Linked DNA regions of Homo sapiens: all the other regions are linked to region 3. Evidence: chromatin contacts called from ENCODE Hi-C or POLR2A ChIA-PET data. All regions are on one chromosome and are shown on one strand. Each heading gives the region's core, a stretch centred on a gene start or an enhancer-like site at or near the end of the contact. The rest is flanking DNA. Distances are from core to core; before and after follow the strand shown.

What was found. A loop is a pair of places that touch in the nucleus more often than their neighbours do. ChIA-PET counts read pairs that join two places held with the same protein, here RNA polymerase II (POLR2A). Pooled maps may share reads with other maps.
Region 1: a pooled map shows a loop between it and region 3 (36-fold over the local background). The contact joins the promoter of PRXL2B here to the promoter of CAMTA1 in region 3. A Hi-C loop is called at or near these places in 1 of 37 single-sample maps with no recorded cell type and 6 of 50 pooled maps. POLR2A ChIA-PET finds 5 or more read pairs at or near these places in 1 of 52 experiments (PC-9).
Region 2: a loop to region 3 is called in a pooled map, with 19 times the contacts of the local background. The contact joins the promoter of SMIM1 here to the promoter of CAMTA1 in region 3. A Hi-C loop is called at or near these places in 7 of 50 pooled maps.

What each region holds. Positions count from the first base shown.
Region 1 is chr1:2,585,084-2,588,779 of GRCh38, forward strand. It overlaps PRXL2B (peroxiredoxin like 2B), which reads left to right and starts at 1,694. Exons shown (of 7, transcript NM_152371.5): 1 at 1,694-1,865; 2 at 2,008-2,212; 3 at 2,658-2,709; 4 at 3,307-3,370; 5 at 3,467-3,542. The coding sequence starts at 1,803. RefSeq lists an enhancer at 2,502-3,134.
Region 2 is chr1:3,771,394-3,774,873 of GRCh38, forward strand. SMIM1 (small integral membrane protein 1 (Vel blood group)) reads left to right here and starts at 1,356. Exons shown (of 4, transcript NM_001288583.2): 1 at 1,356-1,395; 2 at 1,670-1,788. It overlaps CCDC27 (coiled-coil domain containing 27), which reads left to right. Exons shown (of 12, transcript NM_152492.3): 12 at 8-252. The coding sequence ends at 130. RefSeq lists enhancers at 1-417, 1,704-2,219, 2,220-2,735, 3,475-3,480 and a silencer at 763-1,642.
Region 3 is chr1:6,783,874-6,787,672 of GRCh38, forward strand. It overlaps CAMTA1 (calmodulin binding transcription activator 1), which reads left to right and starts at 1,581. Exons shown (of 23, transcript NM_015215.4): 1 at 1,581-1,702. The coding sequence starts at 1,658. It overlaps CAMTA1-DT (CAMTA1 divergent transcript), which reads right to left and starts at 1,107. Exons shown (of 3, transcript NR_149049.1): 1 at 785-1,107; 2 at 276-350; 3 at 19-172. RefSeq lists enhancers at 1-623, 624-1,298 and silencers at 424-483, 564-623, 754-1,163, 1,504-1,663, 1,874-2,143 and 1 more.

The DNA.
Region 1 (3,696 bases), core at 444-2,943, 4.2 Mb before region 3:
TTCCAGTGAGGCTCCTGCAGCGATGGCGTTGGTGGGAGATGCCAGGCGAGGAATTGATCTCGCATTCTCGTTTCTGGGAACGTCTCTGAAAATGGCTGAATCCCGTCTGGGATCCCAGCTCCCAAGGAGGCGGCAGCTTGCTCACTGCTTGCACAGCCCCAGACGGCAGAGGGGCCCTCTCCTGCACAGCCTGAGACAGTGGAGGGGCCCCCTCCTGCACAGCCCCAGAAGATAGAGGGGCCCCCTCCTGCACAGCCCGAGACAGTAGAGGGGCCCCCTCCTGCACAGCCTGAGACGGTGGGGGGGGGCCCTTCCTGCCCAGCCCCAGATGGTAGAGGGGCCCCCTCCTGCACAACTCCAGAGGGTAGAGGGCCCCTCCTGCACAGCCCGAGACGGTAGAGGGGTAGCCCTGGTCTCTGGGGGCTGCACTCCTGGGCTCTGGAGCTGCCACAGCTCCTCCCTCCTAGTGCTTCCCCTTCCTTGTTTTGCTTTTTGCCCTTTCTGACATAGTGACGACTTCCGTTTCGCAGTCTGGACCTTCACCACCCCAGGGCGAGGGCACAGGCGAAGCAGCAGCACCCCCCCGGGGCCTCTCTTTATTTGGAATACAGTGTGGGGGCTCCCCCTTCCTTCTCCAGCCCGCCCAGGCCCCTGGAGCTGTCCTGGGGCCTGGGGAGTGAGGACCCGTGCCAGCAGCACAGACTCTGCCAGGCCGGGCCCGCTCAGGTGGGAGCCCAGGCCGGGTGAAGCTGTGACCCGGCCCTCACCCCAACTCGGTGACAAAAGCTATCACAGGGCTGCAGTGGGGGAGGAACAGGACGCATCTGCCAGGCACCTGACCCGCAGTGCACTTCTGGGAGCTGTGCTTATCTCCCCGGGGTCTATTTCGCCCCAAGGTTTGGCGGGTTAAAAGCTGATATGCAACCGGCACGACATGAACAGTATTTCATGATTAAAGACATCGCGTCCATGTATAATTGAGATGCTGCCGCATTTGCGGGGATTTTCAAGCGAAAACCAGGCCACGTGGAAAGGCTAAGCCCTCGCACCCCCCCGCCCCCCACTGCTGGGACCCCCGCCCCGCGGGAGACCCCGGCCCGCGGTCCCCTATGCCCGCGACCCCTGCGCTCACCCTCTCCCCTCAACCCTGAGTCCAGCCCAGTCTCGCGCGAGGCCGCAGGGAGACCCCCGCCGCTCCCTGGACCACCCCTGGGCCCACCGTACCCAGCCGCTCCCCGGCGCCCCCCGGGACGACCCCGAGCCGGCTGCCCGCCTCCCGCCGCATTCCGCACAGGCGCACCGCGCACCGAGGGCCGCACCGCCCAGCTCCGCCTGCTGCGCCAATGGCCGACGGGGTCCAAGTCGGCGGCCCAACGGAGAGGCGGGGCTAGGGGCGGGACCAGGACGCGGGACAGCAACTGTCCCGCAAGGCCCGGATTGAGGAGGCGGGAGGGACCGAAGCAGGCGGACCCAGGATTTGGCGCCGCGATCTCGAGGCTTGGCCTGGAGTAGGAGGGGAAACAAGGCGGGACTAGGGGCGAATCCGAGGGGGCGGAGCAGGGCTCGGGGTGCGGTCGGGGGCGTGGCCGGGGCGCGCTGCGGCCATCTTGGGGGCGGGCCCGGGGCGGAGACGAGCCCGAAGGGGCGGGGCCTCGGCGGCAGCAAGAAAGGCGGGACCGGGGCATCTCGGGGCGGGGCTTGGGGCTGGATCTATGAGCCGGGAGCGGGGATCCAGGAGCGAGGAGCCGGGAGCGGGGAACAGGGAGTCGGGGAGCCGGGAACCAGGGCTGGCAGCGGCCGCCATGAGCACGGTGGACCTTGCTCGCGTGGGCGCGTGCATCCTGAAGCATGCGGTGACCGGGGAGGTGAGGCCGGGTGGACGCAGGGCGGTGGGCGCGTCCCTGGCTCCTTGCCCGGGCGTCCTGGCAGCGATGGGGTGGTGGGGGCCGCGGGGCCTGGGCGGGGCTGGGGGCAACGGGGCGCGCCCATGACCCAGCCGCCCGGCAGGCCGTGGAGCTGCGGAGCCTGTGGCGGGAGCACGCGTGCGTGGTGGCCGGGCTGCGGCGCTTCGGGTGCGTGGTGTGCCGCTGGATCGCCCAGGACCTCAGCAGCCTTGCTGGGCTCCTGGACCAACACGGCGTGCGCCTGGTGGGCGTAGGGCCCGAGGCCCTGGGTCTGCAGGAGTTCCTGGACGGCGACTACTTCGCGGGAGGTGCGTCCTGTTCCCCGCCGCGGCGGCGCACATACCCTTCCCTAAGCTCAGGGCGTTCGGGGCCCTTTCCTGCCCAACCCCGGCCCTTCTGTCTGCTGGAGCGGCCTTGATATGCCCACGGGTCAGCGTCCCTCATCTCTCCCTGCCTCCCCGCCCCGCAGCTGGTGGCTGGGTGGTGCCCTGCACAGACCTGGGCCCAGCAGCAGAGTCTGGACGAGCTCTGCCCCGCCGGCTCCACCTGTTGCCTCTGGGACTCAGCCCCTCTTCTGAGGGGAGGGGGGACACTCAGCCCCGTTTTACCCCTCCCTGCCCTGCGGGGGTGGGCTGAGCACGGAGGGTGGGCAGAGGAACAGAGGGTCGGAAGGAGGAGGGCGATTCTTTGTGGTGAGTGGGTTGGGGGCTGGTTCTGCGCCTGGGGCACACACATGTGGCTTCCGCTTTCCAGAGCTCTACCTGGATGAGAGCAAGCAGCTTTACAAGGAGCTAGGCTTCAAGCGGTGAGTGGGGGCGGGAACCCTTGGGTAGCGTGGGGTGGGGGGCCCAGGGGTTCCCACCGCTCCCTGCCACCTCCTCTCCCTGCTGCCCTCTGTGGTGCTGTCCACTCGGGCCTTCCTGGGCAAGGCGGCTCTGGTGGCACTGTTGACCAGCCCTTCTGCCAGGCCTTCTCTTGGGTGCTGGGTGACTGTAATGAGCCACCTCGTCCGGGGCTTACTCTCGGTGTCCAGACCACCTCGTGGGGTGGAGCCTCGTGGCCCATCAGGGGCCATCCTAGCTTTCTGGTGTCTGTGCCACAGGCTGCTTCCTTTGCTTGGCAGTTGCCAGCTGAGCCAGATCCCTGGGCACACCCAGCCTGGGGCCCCATCCATGCTCCCTGCACCCTCTGTGGACCCTCGGCTAGCAGCCACTGGGCTCGGTGTCCAACCTGCCGGTGGGCTGGGCTGGCTACTGATCTGGTCGCCTGTGCCATCTCTGAGCCCTGGTGAGGCGGGTGGGTGGGGTGGGGCCTGACCTAGGAACTGGTCTCATGGACACTGGAGCAGGCTCTGGACCCAGGCTTCTCCGGAGTTTGGCCAAGCGACCTGGTGTCTTCGCAGGTACAACAGCCTGAGCATCCTCCCAGCAGCTCTGGGGAAGCCCGTGCGTGATGTGGCTGCCAAGGTGTGTGCGGGTCAAGGGTGTACAGGCCGGGGGGTGGTGGGAGCTCCCAGGAGCCTTTCTTCTAGGATTGACTCAGGCTGTACCCACTCCTGACAGGCCAAGGCTGTTGGCATCCAGGGGAACTTGTCTGGGGACCTGCTGCAGAGCGGAGGGCTGCTGGTGGTCAGCAAAGGTGGGTCGAGGGAGGGGCCTCGGCCACTGCCTCAAGGAGGGCCTTGCTGAACTTGGTGGCCCAGCCCAGGCCCTCTCTCTGGCTTGTCAGTCTCATCACAGCCCCTCCGCCGCAATGTGGCCTGGTTCTGCGTGTCTGCTGGGCTGAGTGGGGC
Region 2 (3,480 bases), core at 106-2,605, 3.0 Mb before region 3:
TGTGTAGAGAATTATCTCAGAGAGAAGCGACTACTATAATCAGCTGAAGCAGAAAGGCGTCAAAGTGCCCCCCCTGCAACAGTCAGAGGCCTTCCTGACCAGCAAATCCAAGAAGGGGACCTCCAAGTAGGCCCAGCCAGGCCCCCAAATACGGTCAGCCCAGCAGAGGCCGGGGCCCAGCTCCAGAACCACCCGCCCCCACCATGCGTCCTGCTCTCAGACTCAGAATTAAACCCCGGTGTTGGCACTGTCCCACCTTTTTCTTCTCTGGGATCCACGCGGGGGCCTACTCTCCTCTGCGACCTTGAGCTACAAGGACACTCCCCATTCCAAAGCTCACTCACAGGGAGTCAGCACACCAGCCTGTGCCCCTAGCTCCTAACAGGTCCCCTTGCGGCACCAGGCTGCCAGAGGCCTGAGCCGGGGTGTCCGCCCAGCACTCAGCACAGACCTCACGCCTGAGCAGAAGGGGTCTGTGACCTTCTGCCCTGGGGGCTCTCCTGGCTGGGGCACTCTCTTGCTGGAGGACCCCTCTGGAAGATGGTGAGGGTGGGGGGCTCTGTTCCCATCCCCCCGCTCCTGGAAGGAAAGCTTTACGCACGGGAACGGTGTCTGTGGTCCCCGACGCTTCCCCGGCGCCTCTGAGGCTCTGGGCGCCTGAACACCTTCGGAAGGGACTCTCCCCATTACCCTTCTCTGCTCCCCACCCACACCTGCTTCCCTTCCCGCCGCGAGCACCGAGCGTGGGCCACGTGCGGGCGCCACGCCCCTCAAGCCCCGGAGGAGGACGGTCCCCGCGGCCGGGTCCCCGAACCCAGCATTCAGGCCCAGACGCGCCCAGAGCCTCCCGCAGTCTCGTCGGCGCTGCAGCCGGGTCCCCGCGGGGCTGGGAGGCTCGTGGCGTCGGAGGGGCTCCAGCAGGGGTGAAGGAGGTCGGGGACCCTGGAGGCCCCAAGGGCGAGCCGTCTGGGGGCAGAAAGTGCAGCCCTCTGCAGACCCTGCCCGGCCCCCCTGCACCTCCTGGCCCCGGGGCTGGGCGGCCTAGAGCCCCGGCCCCTTCCGGACGAGGCGTCTCCCGGCCCCACTCGCCCCGCCCCCAGCCCCTTCTGGACCAGGCGCCTCCCCGCTGCGGCCCTAGCCCTTCCCCGCATGGCCCCGCCCCCCTCTCGCCCCGCCCCCTCTCGCCCCGCCCCCGGCCCCTTCTGGACCAGGCGCCTCCCCGCTACTGGCCCCAGACCTTCCCCGCATGGCCCCGCCCACCACTCTAGCCCCGCCACCTTCCGGACCAGACACCTCCCCGCTGCTGGCTCCAGCCCTTCCCCGCGTGGCCCCGCCCCCGCCCTCGCCCCCTGCCCAGGCCCGGCCCCTGCGGAGCCCAGAGACGCGGGGACACAGGTGAGGCGCGCGGGGTCCGGGCTGCGGCTTCCCGGTGCGGCCGCAGTGGGCAGGTGCGACTGTGCGCGGCCTCGCTGGCTGAGAACTGGCGGGGGTGGGGGCGTGCCCTGGACTGACCCCCACCGGCCTAACCCGCGGTGCGGGGCCAGGGCCGGAACTGCCCGCCCGGCTCCTTGCCCGGCTCCTTGTGGCTGCTGGGGACCCCCGACACCAGCCACTTTCCCTTCCCGGCCCTTAGCAAGATCGGCTTCTCCGGTCACCTTTATTTTTTTAGGCTCGAGGCGTCTGCCGCACCTCAGCCCACGACCTGCCCCGCTGGGAGGTGCGGGCCGCTGGCCAGGCCCTGACCGCAACCTGGCCCAGAGGCCCCAGCCCTCAGGCAAGGTTCTCCGGGTAAGTGTGGGGCCCTGAGGCGCTGTGGGGTGAAGAGGTCTATGGAGGGGCGCCTGTGTACCTAGGGCCTTCCTGCACTCACAAGCCCCCAGGAGGTGCCAGGATCCGGGAGCCTCCCAGGGCCTGGAGGGGAGTCCCTGATGGGTTCCTGCCGCCACACCTGTGACCATCACATGAGTGTGGAGAGACGTTTACTGAGCAAGTGAGGGAGGCCAGCCTCAAGGGCCGGCTCTGGTGGCTGTGCACCGGGGTGACTTGGGAACAACGTGTTCTACGTCAGCAAGACAGGAACCCATGATCCCAGAGTTGAACACACTGGGCTTGACCCCTCCCACCGGGAGGCCCATGGTGGGCTGCTGCTGTGGACTTGGAGCCTCAGCACTCCCGAGACTAATGCTGCGTGGATGTCGGGTTGCAAGGCGGCTGCTGCAGCTCCAGCAGCTCCAGCCATCACGTCGAGTCTGGAAGAAGGAGGTGGCTGCTGCTGCTTTCACAGAAGCAAACTCTCCCATCCCCTGCTGCACCCTGGCTCCTGGACCCCAGCTGGGTGACTTGGGAAAGCAGGGGTGGTGGTATTAAGCTTGTCTTACCCGGGTCATGGCTGTTACCTGGGGCTGGCACATTGCTGCTGGGACCAGAATGGGATTCTGCACACCAGGCAAGAGGGCGTGAACCTCGGGTAGGCAGCTGACCGCTCCACATGCTCCGGGAAAACAGCACCCATACTCCAGTAGAGGCTGGGCCTCTCCGGGCCTGAGTGCCAGGCTGCACTGAGCCAGGGCTCCCACCGAAGGCACACTTTATGGCTTTGAGACAGCTCCTTCTGCCTCTCTGGGCTTTGGGGGAAGGCAGACATGGAAGTGCCGGGAGTCTCAGAACTGCCTGGGGCCTGAGTTTCTGAGCTGGCTTCTTGCAGGGGAGTGGCTGCTGTGCCTTTAGGCCTCTGTGCCGATGACCTGGGAGGAAGGTCAGCCTTCCCCGCTGGAGGGGGCCCAGCAAAGCCTCAGCTCCTAGAAGTGAGGGGCCTGCCATTGCCTGCCCGAGGACCCCACTCCTGGGGGCCAGATGCTGAGAGGGGACACTGGGGGCCCAGCAGACCAGAGAGCTGACCCCAGTCCCACAGCCTGGGTGGGTTGTCAACTTCTCGTGCCCCCTCCAACTCCTCCACCCCCACACCCCCTTAGGTAAATAGGAGGTCGAAACAGAGGCCAGAGGGTAAAGGAGGTGCTTAGAGTCCGGGCTGGCTCAGGCCGGCCGGGCAGCTGTGCTAGTGCTTGGAGTTCCTGCTCAGTCCCCGTGGTCTCCTCGCCCCTCTGGGCACTTGGGCTGCCAGGCACCGAGCTGAGTGCCGAGATGCAAAGATGAGTCCCAGGTCTGCAGGAGTTGGAGCCCAGCAGGGAGCTGGCCTTGGGGCCGGGCCCCTCCTGCTCTGGGCAGCCACCCAGCCCTACGACCCTCCTGTCTCTGTAGGGCCTCCCCAAGGCCTTGAATCCACCCCGGCCCCGTGCTCAGTGCATCATGCCCCCCAAGCCCCAGCCCTCCTAGAGGTGTGGGTGGGGGAGGGGCTGCAACCCACACAGGCTGAGGACACAGCTGCTGCCACTGCCTGGGGCCAGCCACGCATCCTCCCCAGACAGGGACCGGTCTAGCTGTACCAGCCGCTGCCCCGGACCTGCTGCCCTGCCCCACCCC
Region 3 (3,799 bases), core at 331-2,830:
AGTGTGTAACACAAAACATTCTTTTGGGACATCTTTATTTCTGGAAAACCTAAGACATTCTTACTTGTGAAGACCAGAAAAAGAACACATGTTGTTAGGATTGGCACAGAATTCAGTGTGACAGTCAATCTTAATGCCAGAACACTTGAACGAGGATTTTTCACTTATTTTGCTAGTTGTCACCAACAGTAGCAAAAGGAAAAATAAAATGCGGAAGAATGAAATGTTCTTACTGCAAACCGTACAAGATCACATTGAGGGGCTGGAGCTCTTACATTCAACTTTTCTTTCCTTTTTCTTCTTTTTAAACAATTTGCGATTGCAGCCTCTCCTTTTGTTTCCGGTATTACCTGCCCAGGAGCAGAATTCCTTACTTTCTCCGGAGAGAGGCCGGTCCCTGGGAGCGCTGCCCAGCCACCCGCACGCCTAGCCGCCCCGAGAGCCGCACTCGGCGGACCCGGTTCCTAGGCTCGTTCCCGGGGCACCTGGCGGGCGCCCACCTCCCGGGGGGCACGTGCTCCCGTACGCAGCGCGAGGGCAGCGGGTGCCTGGCTATTTATTAGGAAAAGCCCCGCGCGGACTCTCCGGATTGAGGAGGGTGGGAAACTCGGCTGCCCAGCGCTCCACCCGGGCGGCCGGGGCTGGCGCTTCTCTGCTTTCGGCCGGCGGCCTCATCCTGGGACAGGCAACCATGAGTCATCCGCTCCGCGGGTCACATGGGCAACGTGACCAAAATAAAGTTTCGGTATTTTAAGCCGCCAGAAAAGGGGACAACGGAGCTCACCGGGGGCGGGCACAGGAGGCGGGCGCAGGCGGGCGGCGCCGGGGCCGTGGGGACGCGGCGCCGAGGGGGCGGGGCCTGGCGGGAGGCTCGCCCCTCCCCCACGGCCGGCAGCGACGCCCGGACTCCTAGGCAGTCGGACTCCAGGGCGCGGCACCCCTGCGGACCTCAGCCCCGAGGCCCCCCGCGTCCGGCTCCCCACCGGCAGCGGCGGCGGGCTGCGGGATCCCGGAGATCCCGGCGCGTCCCCCACAGCCACCGGGACCCCACGCGCCAGCAGCGGCTTCCCCGGGAACGTCCTTCAGCCCCGGGAGCACGCGGGAAAAGCCCCAGCGTGCCAATGAGGGAGCGCCTTCCTCATGACGGTCACGCTCGGGGGCGGGGCTTCCCTTCGCCGCTCCCGAGTTCCGGGAACCCCCTTTGATTGGTCTGGACGGCCTGGGAAACACTGTAGTGACGCCCAATCAAAACGCCACGTCTCGGCCTCGAGGAAATATTCCGTGTCGGGCCCGTCCTGATTGGACAGTTCTTTCGGGTTCTGGCCACTAGGAAGCTTTGTTTAGGTCCGGAAGGCGGGCTTTCCTGGGAGTGGGTGGGGAGGGGGCGTTGATTCTTGACCAATCCTTTCAGTCCGTTGGGTGGTGACCAGCCAATGGGCCGGATGGATAGGACGCTCCTCCCGGAGAGTAGTGAGACCCCTGGTGCGGGGCGATTGGCGGCGGGAGCGATGAGTGGCAGCCGCACGGCCCAACGGGAGCTGTGCGTGGGCCGCGGGGCGGGGCCAGGGCGGGTGCGCGGCGGCGGCGGGGTGGCTGGGCCGGCGGCGGCGGCGGTACGAGGCGCGCGCTCGGGGTCCCGGTCGCGAGGAGGAGGAGGATGTGGCGCGCGGAGGGGAAATGGCTGCCGAAAACAAGCCGGAAGGTAAGAGCCGGAGCGCGAGGGGCTGGGGGGCGGCGCGGCGGGCGGCGGGACCCGGCCCCGCCGGACATCCCGGGCATCGGCGGCGCCGGGCGGGAGCGCGGGGGCGCGGCGGGCGGGCGGGCGGGCGACCCGGCCGGGGAGGGGGCCGGCGGGGTGGGGGGGCGGAGCGCGGCCGAGTCCTGAGGTGACTCGCGGGGCCGGCGGAGCGCGGCGCCCCACACCCCACCCCCGGGGGCGGGCTGGGGCCGGAGGGGGCGGGGGGCTCGCGGGGCGGGGACCGGGCCCAGCGAGGAGGAGGAGCCGGCGGAGGGCCGGCGCCTCCCCCACCCGGACCGGGCATCCCCGCCGCTCCCGAGCCCGCTGCGCGGCCCCCGCACCCCCGGCGCTGGGTCCACGGTGGGGGCCGCGGGGCGGAAAGTTTATCCGCCTCGGGTCCTCCTGGCCCCGCGCCCCACTGCTCCGGGCCGGTCCCCGTCGGGCGGCAGCGGCCGGCGCTCAGCCCTCGCCGGCCCCCTGCTCTCCGGCGGGCAGGGCCAGATGTACTCTCTCCGGCACCCTCTTCAGCCCCGTGGACACCTCCCTGAGCGGGCGGGGGGTCCCCGAGCTTCTCCCCGCCAGGGGGACCCCGTCCTGCCGAGCGTCCCTCGGCCGAAGGGCCTCGTGTGACCCCTCCCCCTTCGCTTCCCGGGAAGGGAAGGGGGCCTGCGCAGCATCCCCGCCCCTCGCAGTCGTTCACATCCTACTCTTGCCCTTGCACCCTCACAGCCAGGAGGGTGGGGTCTCCGTTTCTATGGCAAGTGAGGATCTCCACACTCCCTTGCCCTTTACCTTCCGTGACCCCGATCCTTCCTTGGCACAGGGGTCCGTCTGATCTGCTCATCTTCTTTGGATTCTTTTGGGGCCTCTGCACACTCTCCGTTGACCCTTTTTGCCAGGACAAGGGGACTCAGGCTGCCCATGTTCTTCTTTCCTCACCCAGTGGATAGTGGGGGCTTGTGCAGCTCTGAAGTCATTTCTAAATAGGAAAGCAGACACTTCTTCCAGATCATGCATACTCTTACACTTTGCTGGGTTAGGGCGAGCTCATTTCCTAAATACCCTTTGAGTTGCCCTCCTTTTCTTATGGAGACAACTGGACGTTCACCGTGCTCCTTTCGCCATTTGTGTGTCTACACTGACTTGTTCTCTCTTCTCGGAGTTCCTTGTCTGGGTGAGAGTGGGCGCCCCAATAAGATGTAGGGCAGGGCTTCCATTGTGCCTAGTGCTTGAGTGAAAAGGGGCCACACTAGTTGCTCCTGTGTCTGAGGAAGACCGGGGTATATTTTTGCCTCCACTTGACTCTTGTGTCTCAGGAGGGGGCAACCTTCATCAGTTGACACTACCTCACTGGGAAAAGGGTCATGTGGCCTTGTTTTTTGATGTTTTGATTACTGTCTTCTGTGCAGTGAGAACCAGACTTTGTCCGTCCCACACTCAAGAGTCCTTGAACCTTTCCTGGATATAAACTTCCCGATTGTTTTTTGAGAGAACTCATATCCTCCTCTGTGGCTTCTGCTTCGCAGTCAGCCATATTTAGTGAGCCTGTTACTTTGACTTTTTCTAATTTTCTCAAATTGTATTCATGTTGGCTGGGTAAGGAGAAGCCATATGCCTTTCCATTCAGAAAAGGGAGTGTAGACACCCGTGTCGCCCACATGCCATCCTGGAAGAGGTTGCTTGTGTGCTCCTTGTTGTACTAGAACCTTCCTTTGGCTCTGGTGTTGTCTCTTGTGGGATCCAGACATTTCTTTAGATCTTGTAGCTTTCAGAAGGGGGAATTTGAATGCTTTCTGTTTTTTGCTGTTCCGGTTCTGCTTTGGAGAACCAGATCATGATGCTATATTCATTTGTTTACATATACATACATGTAGGTATACACAGATGAAATCACATTCATTACATATACAGTGCACAGGAAGTTGGAAGGGTCAGATGACTAGCTCTACATTTTGGGTGCATATGGGGACCTTTATGTGTAATGATACAGATAGATATTAACGTTGTTGGTAACTCTTCAGGCTTAGAAGCAGCAGCAGAAGAATCACGGATAAATGGCCA